Linked DNA regions of Homo sapiens: regions 1 and 3 are each linked to region 2. The links are chromatin loops, found by intact Hi-C in ENCODE. Cell type or tissue: Calu3. All regions are shown on one strand. Region 1 overlaps PEX5L (peroxisomal biogenesis factor 5 like). Region 2 has its middle 11 kb from the start of LINC02053. Region 3 has its middle 12 kb from the start of PEX5L.

Region 1 (2,500 bases), 590 kb after region 2:
TATATGTAATTATAACCCATGAGAGGAAAAGCCAAAACCATTCAAATGGCACTTTAAGATAACTGTGCTTTCATAGAGTTTTGTTTTAAAACGGTATAATCTAAAATGATGTTTGGGGAGTGTGTAAGAGTCTTTGGGGAGTGTGTAACTCTCCCAGCCTTGGGAAGGAGAGTTACACACTCCCCAAACATTTTTAAACCTTAAGACCCTAATATACCTCCACCCCCAGCAAATTTGAAGACAATGTGTGTAATGAGAGGTTTCTGCTTGTGTGTATTACTCTTATAACAGTGTGAGAGTTATTGTTCTTATGAGTATACAGAGAAAAATTTGCTGTGTTAAAAACTTTAATTCTAGATATAAAAACATAAGCTATCTGCTTGAAGATGTTCTTCATATTATTTACAATAGCAAACAATTGCAACCAACTTAAAGCAATAAGGGAATTGTTGAGTAAATAATGGAATAGCCATTCAACAAAATCCAAATTAAAAATTACAAGGATTTTGTAAAAACATGAAAAAGGGCTTAAGGTACGATGAAATGTATAAATGTAGACTATAAAATTATGTCTACATTATGATTGTGTTATATGTTTTGTGCATTTTAACAGTGATTACCTTAGAGGAATGAACACATCATGGGAGATTTTGTTTGTTTTGCTTTTCCTAGTTCCTAAATCTCCTGTGAATTCTTCTAGTAAGTGACTTTCATTCATACAAGCTAAGTTAATATTGTACATCTTGAGATTCCTTATTGTAAATTTCATTTAGCTACATTTCTGGGTTATATTTCCACCCCTTTTCCTCACAATCGTATAATTTTATATATTTATCCTTTGGTTTTAAGATACCTAATATAACGAAATCTCAGAAATTCAGAGGTTTCCATCGCACTGGGTTATAGGAAAGGATAAATACTGAACGAATTTGGAAATAATGACAGAGGATCTTGAGCCAGGTGTCACAAGAGAGTTTGAATGAAGAAATGCATACAATATTTTTCCCTTTTATATAGCGCTCACATATGAGACAGCTTGCTCTGCATAGGGGATCCATCACAGGTCAACAAACCAACTGAAGCACATGAGTAATTCTGCTTCATCTTGCAATGTTAACATCAGTTGTCTTTCGTAGGCATGGCAGTTCCTCGGGATAACCCAGGCGGAGAATGAAAATGAACAAGCAGCTATTGTCGCCCTCCAGAGGTAAAGGAAGCTAAGTGCAAAATCATGGGCCTGGTGGATACTTGTTAATGAACTTCCTGTTTCAGATTTGTCTTTTGATCTTTACTGAAGTACAGTGTAAAGAATTTGTAAAGGATAAGTGCTGAGATACCGCATATCACTCACACTTAGCTCTGAAAAACAACTTAGAATGAAGTCATGTTCCTAACAATGTCTTACTATCTACAAATCAATGGACATTCACTGGCACCAGAGAAAGCCTGTGTTAAACCCAGTCATAAAGTAGACTCATTGAATAAATAGTTCCTTTTAACGTTTTAGCCTTCTGAAACATCTGAAAATATTCTTCAAAAAAAATAAGTGGAGTACTGACTAATGGTCTGGATGACGTTGGAGCAGGAGGGATGGGAACAGTGGGTGTGTGTAATATTACACCCTACTTGACTAGAGCTCCTATTTAAACCCTGGAAAAGTAGCCTCTGCCAAATAGACTTCCACTTTCCCTACCTTTTATTTTGAGTGCCTTTAATATAGTGCTATAGGAAGAGAATATATATGTGTGCGTATACATATGCACACACACACACACACACACACACACACATACATTCCATATGTTATATGTATGGTGTTTATATGAATGTACATACATAATGTATGTGTATAAATCCTATAGCTTTGGAATATCAGATTGTAAGAATTCTAGACTCTTGCAATTCTAGGGCTTTACAATCTTGGAATCCTAGATTTCAAGATTCTGTTGGTATTTGATGAAGTAACGGTGCCTGGGGTGTGGCCCTGCGTTCAGAGCCTTTTCCTACAGATGAGAGAATTGGGGATCAGGAAAGGTCAAGGTCACACAGAGAGTATGTAACAGAGACAGAACTTGAACCCTCATCTCCCAACTCCACATCTGGAGCTCTGAGTCAGTGGTTCTTAACCCTGTATACACATGCACATTAGAATCGTTTGGAGGGGAAAAATAATGCCCAAGCACAGCCCAGAGATGATCATTTAATTGATCAGGGCTGGGAACCAAGCAGCAATAGTTTTAAAACTCCCAGGTGTTTGTAATGTGCATCCAGAATTAAGAACCTCTCTACCCAGTGCTGATAATCTGGGAGATTAGGCCCACCACAGAGTGGTATTATGTCCTGCCTAGGGCTTGCTCCTCAGAGTCTTATCCAGAGACCTCATCATCACCTGAGAACTTGTCAAACCTGCACAATCCCAGGCCCACCCCAGTAGACCTACTGGATGAGAATGAAGATTTTATAAGACACCCCAGATGATTCACATGCACTTCAGTTTGAA
Region 2 (2,500 bases):
TACACCATATAAAGCCATAGGTACATCCTGAAGGAGAGAAGCCAGTATAGCAGGAGTAGGGACAATGAGGAATTTGGGTCACTTCTTTATGTAGCTTATTTGTGCCCCCACAACTTGCTCTAGCCCTATTCTCTATGTATCACTTCCATTTGATGATGGATGTTGACGTATATACCCAACTTTGTGGCTTGGTGGGTGAGATAATACCCAGGAATGATAGACAGCTCAGTTCACATGGTAATTTGGTGGCCCATGGTTAAGTATTCAGTCTCTACTAAGGCTCAGTAGCAGGCCAAGAGTTATTTCTCAAAAGAAGAGGAGTTATCTGCAGAGGGTGGTAGGGCTTTTACCACTGTCCAGTGATATTAGGAGCAGCCAGTTAATCTCTTATTATATTTGTTACTTTTCCAGACATGTTCAAAAGTATCATGTACACAGTCACTCCTTCCTTGCTTCTTAAATAGGAATATGTATTGGAGATATTTTGCATATCTCTAGTGCCAGATCACACCGTAGACTATAAGTACTCTCTTTATTTCTGGCAATAAAGTCATTAGTGTCTTTAATCAGGTGAGAGAGCCAATGCCAGAAATCCCAAACCCAATTGAGAAAACTTATTCTTAAAATTCTGTTCCTCTGGAGCCACTCTTGGTACCCAAATCTATATTAACCTGGGTTCTTTGGAGAAATAGAATGAATAGGATATAGATATAGATCCATATATGTGTGTTTGTATGTATAGTAGTCCCCTGTTATCCACAGTTTCACTTTCCACAGTTTCAGTTACCCATAGTTTCAGTCACCAGAGGTCAACTGTGGTCTGAAAATATTAAATAAAAAATTCCAGAACTAAGCAGTTCATAAGCTTTAAACTGTGTGCCATTCTAAGTAGTGTGATAAAATCTTTCACTGTCCTGCTATGTCCCACCAAGGATGTGAATCATTCCTTTATCTAGCATATCCACAGTGTATTGTATGAACATGTAGATACAAACATATGTAGGGTTTGGTACTATCCTATCCATGGTTTCAGGCATTCACTGAGGGTCTTGGAATGTATTCTGGGTGGATAAATAGATATAGATATAGGTATAGATATAGATCTATCTAGATAGATATGGATCAATATCTGTATCTCTACATCAATATAGATAGAGATCTAGCAATAGATATACATCTATAGATAGAGAGAGAGAGATTTCTTATTATGGAAGCTGAGGGGTACTAGGATATGCAGTAGTTAAGTTGGAGACCCAGGAGAGCCAACAGTGTAGTTTTAGTCCAAGTTAAAGTCTGAAATCCTCAGAACCAGTAGAGCTGTTGGTGTAAGTTCCAGTCCAAGCAGTGCAAGTCCATGCCTGAAAGCAGGAGAAGAGTCAGATTGTATTGTGTCTCAGCTTGAAGACAGTGAGGCAGAGAGTGAGTTCTCCCTTTCTGAGCCTTTTGTTCTGTTCAAACCTTCAACAGATTGGATGAGGGCCACTCACATTAGCGAGGGCAATCTGCTTTATTCAGTCTACCAATGCAAATGTTAATCTCACCAAAAACCACCCTCATATACACACCCAGAATAATGTTTAACCAGATGTCTGGGCATCCAGTCAGGCTGACACATAAAATTAACTATCACAGCCTGTATTTGTGAGATCAATGATTCATTTACATAATTCTCTTACAGACCTCAGTGGTCAATTTTAATTTTCAATTCCTCTTCTTTATATTAGCTTTGTGAGTTTCTGGGCATTCGACTATTAATAAGGTGTTTGTGTGTTTGTTTGTGTGTGGGTGTGTGTCTAGTACAAAGTTCCTCTATAGGTAGGTATAATCTGCTCCAGAAAGCTATTCAAGAAACTTCCAAACTTCTCCCCTAATTTATCTTTCTTTCTTGCTCCTATTTTTGGAGGAAGAAAAAGAAAGTGGCTAGGGCTGACTGATCAGGGTGATGATGATGAAAAGAAAAGAACTGTTTTATTTACCTTCTTATTTCCACATTAAAATATCTGGGAAACGCTGTTAAGGTTGTATAATAACAAAGATCTAAAAATAGAATTAATGTATTTCCTTGTCATCGTTCAGGATTTAGCTTAGATATTATCTCCTCTGGGAAACACCAGGTAAAGCTCCAAGGCTGGATTGAATGCTTCTTCCAGTGATTCTTCTAGCATTCCATGCTTCCCTTACTCTCAAACTCATAAAAGGTGAACACAGTTCAGGGGCAGAGTCTGCATCTGCTTCATTACTGTGTTTCTACAGCCCAACACAGGTTAACAAAATGTTCAATAAATATCTTTTGAACAAAACAGTAAATTATGCTCTCTTTTTTGGACAACTGAATAATTGAAGGCAGTGATTAGTTCATGTCAGGGTTTGCTACTCTAGGTTTAAATGTGTTTTTAAAAGAAGAAGACAAAAAATAACCTCCAAACTACTCTGAATTGAACCTTTATTTCAAGTCACATGTTCCTTTCCTTATTATTTCTTAGTTATTCCCAACCTACTC
Region 3 (2,500 bases), 350 kb after region 2:
GGGCAGCATCAGTAATGTACTCGAATTTTGTGGTTTTCTTTTTTCTTTTCTTTTCTTTTTTTTTTTTCTTTTTGAGAGGAAGTCTCCCTCTGTCACCCAGGCTGGAGCGCAGTGGCACGATCTCGCTCACACAGCCTCTGGGTTCAAGACACTCTCCTGCCTCAGCCTGCAGAGTAGCTGGGATTATAGGCGCACACCACCGCGCCTGGCTAATTTTTGTATTTTAGTAATTTTTGTATTTAGTATTTTGTATTTAGTAGGTTTCACCATGTTGGCCATGTTGGCCCGTCTCGATCTTCTGACCTCAGGTGATCCGCCTGTCTCGGCCTCCCAAAGTGCTGGGATTATAGGCGTGAGCCACCACGGCTTGTGGTTTTCAATGTCAGATGAGGCCAGCAATGTTTTGCAGGTGTGAAAACAGTAGAAAGTTGAATCTAATCAAAGTTGAGTTTTTGCCAGGTGATTGTGACAGAGGGAAAGAGGAGCAAGAAAGGTGAAGATGAATCCTCATCATATAGTCACAATAGCTATAATTTATTCATTATCTGTGATGTGCAAGACACCATGCCCAGCAATTTATGGAACTGATCTACAATCTTTGCAATAAACCTTAAGGGTAAGTATTATCTCCATTTTTCAGGTTAAGAAACTAAGGCTGAATGAGATTCAGTGACTTACAAAAGCCACATATATCTAGTAGGTATAAGAGCTGGGACTCAGTGACATTTTGCATATCTTACATTGGTAATAATGATATGCAAATTCTGATATTATTAATTCTGATTTTCCATCTGTGGCTCATTAGAAATGTAACAGGGAGAAATGAAAACGTGACTGCTGGAGTCAGCTTTGGAAAATACCCCTCACATACACTCCAACCAATCATGGCATGCTAATTTAAGTGCTTGAGGAAATTTTCTGTTTGCAAAACCTTTTGATAAGAGCAGAATAGGCTGAGTAACCAGATTTTTGAACTTGAGCCAAGCCCAAGGAATTGATTCTAAGAGCTTTGAAACTTTTTGAAACTTTTTTTTTTTTTTTTGTAATGTCAAAGTTTCTACAGTTCTTTCTGTTGCTCATGGTGGTGGCTTGATTTCACCCTTATGGCTCAGGACTCTTATTTGAGAAAAAAAACAATTCAATAACTTTAGCAAGACAGCTATCACACTAAGATCCTAATCTCAAATGGACAATGAGGAGCTAAACTGCACTGCATTATAAATAAAGGGCCTCTTCATTGAGTGCTGTTTCTGAAAACCATAAATTGTCCAATTTTAGGGGTTCTGAACCCAAGAACAGAGAGTATTTTGTCAATGCCACCTCTAAATGATGGGGAAGAACACACTTCTCTAACATGGCACTGGCCAAGGAAAATGGGAGAATGGCCAGTTGGGAATAGCAACATCTAATCTCCAGTTGGTTTTCTTCTGCATCGTAAACCCCATTCTGTTAGCCTCAAGCCTTTCATAAAGTTTTATTTAAAACCACAGCCTGCTCTTACAGGTCTGGGGGATTTAGAATGGGACCTAGGTCCACACATGGAACAAGGTGTTGTGTGAATTGCTGCAGAAGCCTTAAGAAATGGTTATGAGAAACCAAGAAACCTAAAGAAACTGTCCAGATGAGAAGACATATATTACTGGAGAGTCTCAAAAAGAGGAAGAAGGTAACAAACAGGACTTCCTCCTAATCAAGCGAGATGAGGAACCATCACTGCTGTTAACATAGGAAACTTAGGAACAGCTGAATTACAGAAACTCTGTATCTCTCTACCACACATTTTCAGCAGTACTTGTCAATATTCATGTTAGCTCCTTACAGATAACATAAATACAAGGTATCCAGCCTAATGTTAAATGCCTTTGTGATTGTCCCCTAGAGTTTCTGAGTCCTACCCTCTGACTTGCACTGGTGTTCAAAAGACACAAAATTATATGAATGTTTCAGATACAAAAGAGCAACACAGAAGAATCTACTAAGTAGCTATTCACTCCTTTCTCAGAACCCGTGTCATATGCTCTAGGTTTTCATCATGTTTTCACCAAAAACACATTCTTGCCACACCCCTTTTACAAATAGCACTCAATTTCTTCCCGCCTCACTGAAGTCACTGAAATGAAGTCTGGGACCCTCATTTATCTATCTTCCTTTTTAGTTTGTTTGCTTTATTGGCAAAACTTCATGGCAAACCTCACTTTGCAAAACTTAGAAAATACAGAATTACAATGCAAAACTCAACATAAACTCACAGAGTAGGCATCACTACTAGCATCCCAGAGGTATTTGATTCTAGAACAAATATTGAAAACATACACTTACACACATATATAAGCATCTCTCATTATCTTCATTATCTGAAAATAATCTGCTTCTTAAAAAATGTTGAAATAGTAAATTTTCAGTTAACAGGAGCCTATATCTCATCACTTTAATATGAAAAAAATTTTCAACCCATCAAAACCCTCCAAATAATTTCCTCAAATATCATTAAAACACTCTT

The links. Hi-C counts contacts between places; a loop is a spot of excess contacts. Peaks named below come from ENCODE experiments on the same cell type or tissue, not always from the same donor. Only the 100,000 strongest peaks of a DNase experiment are listed, where the experiment ranks them.
Region 1: it touches region 2 in a loop (2.4-fold over the local background); 2 of 110 quality-filtered maps call a loop at or near these places.
Region 3: a loop joins it to region 2, with 2.3 times the contacts of the local background. A loop is called at or near these places in 2 of 110 quality-filtered maps.

The regions. Positions count from the first base shown.
Region 1 is chr3:179,810,508-179,813,007 of GRCh38, reverse strand. PEX5L (peroxisomal biogenesis factor 5 like) reads left to right here. Exons shown (of 15, transcript NM_016559.3): 11 at 1,137-1,207. Among named protein-coding and RNA genes, the nearest start is that of PEX5L-AS2, 86 kb to the left of the region's middle. RefSeq lists an enhancer at 1,347-1,396. In Calu3, CTCF peaks have their summits at 1,021 and 1,227 (motif pointing left); a DNase peak (open chromatin) is centred at 1,187.
Region 2 is chr3:180,401,778-180,404,277 of GRCh38, reverse strand. No RefSeq gene overlaps it. Among named protein-coding and RNA genes, the nearest start is that of LINC02053, 11 kb to the left of the region's middle. In Calu3, no CTCF peak of the experiment used is centred here; a DNase peak (open chromatin) is centred at 1,497.
Region 3 is chr3:180,047,475-180,049,974 of GRCh38, reverse strand. No RefSeq gene overlaps it. Among named protein-coding and RNA genes, the nearest start is that of PEX5L, 12 kb to the right of the region's middle. In Calu3, no CTCF peak of the experiment used is centred here; DNase peaks (open chromatin) are centred at 364 and 964.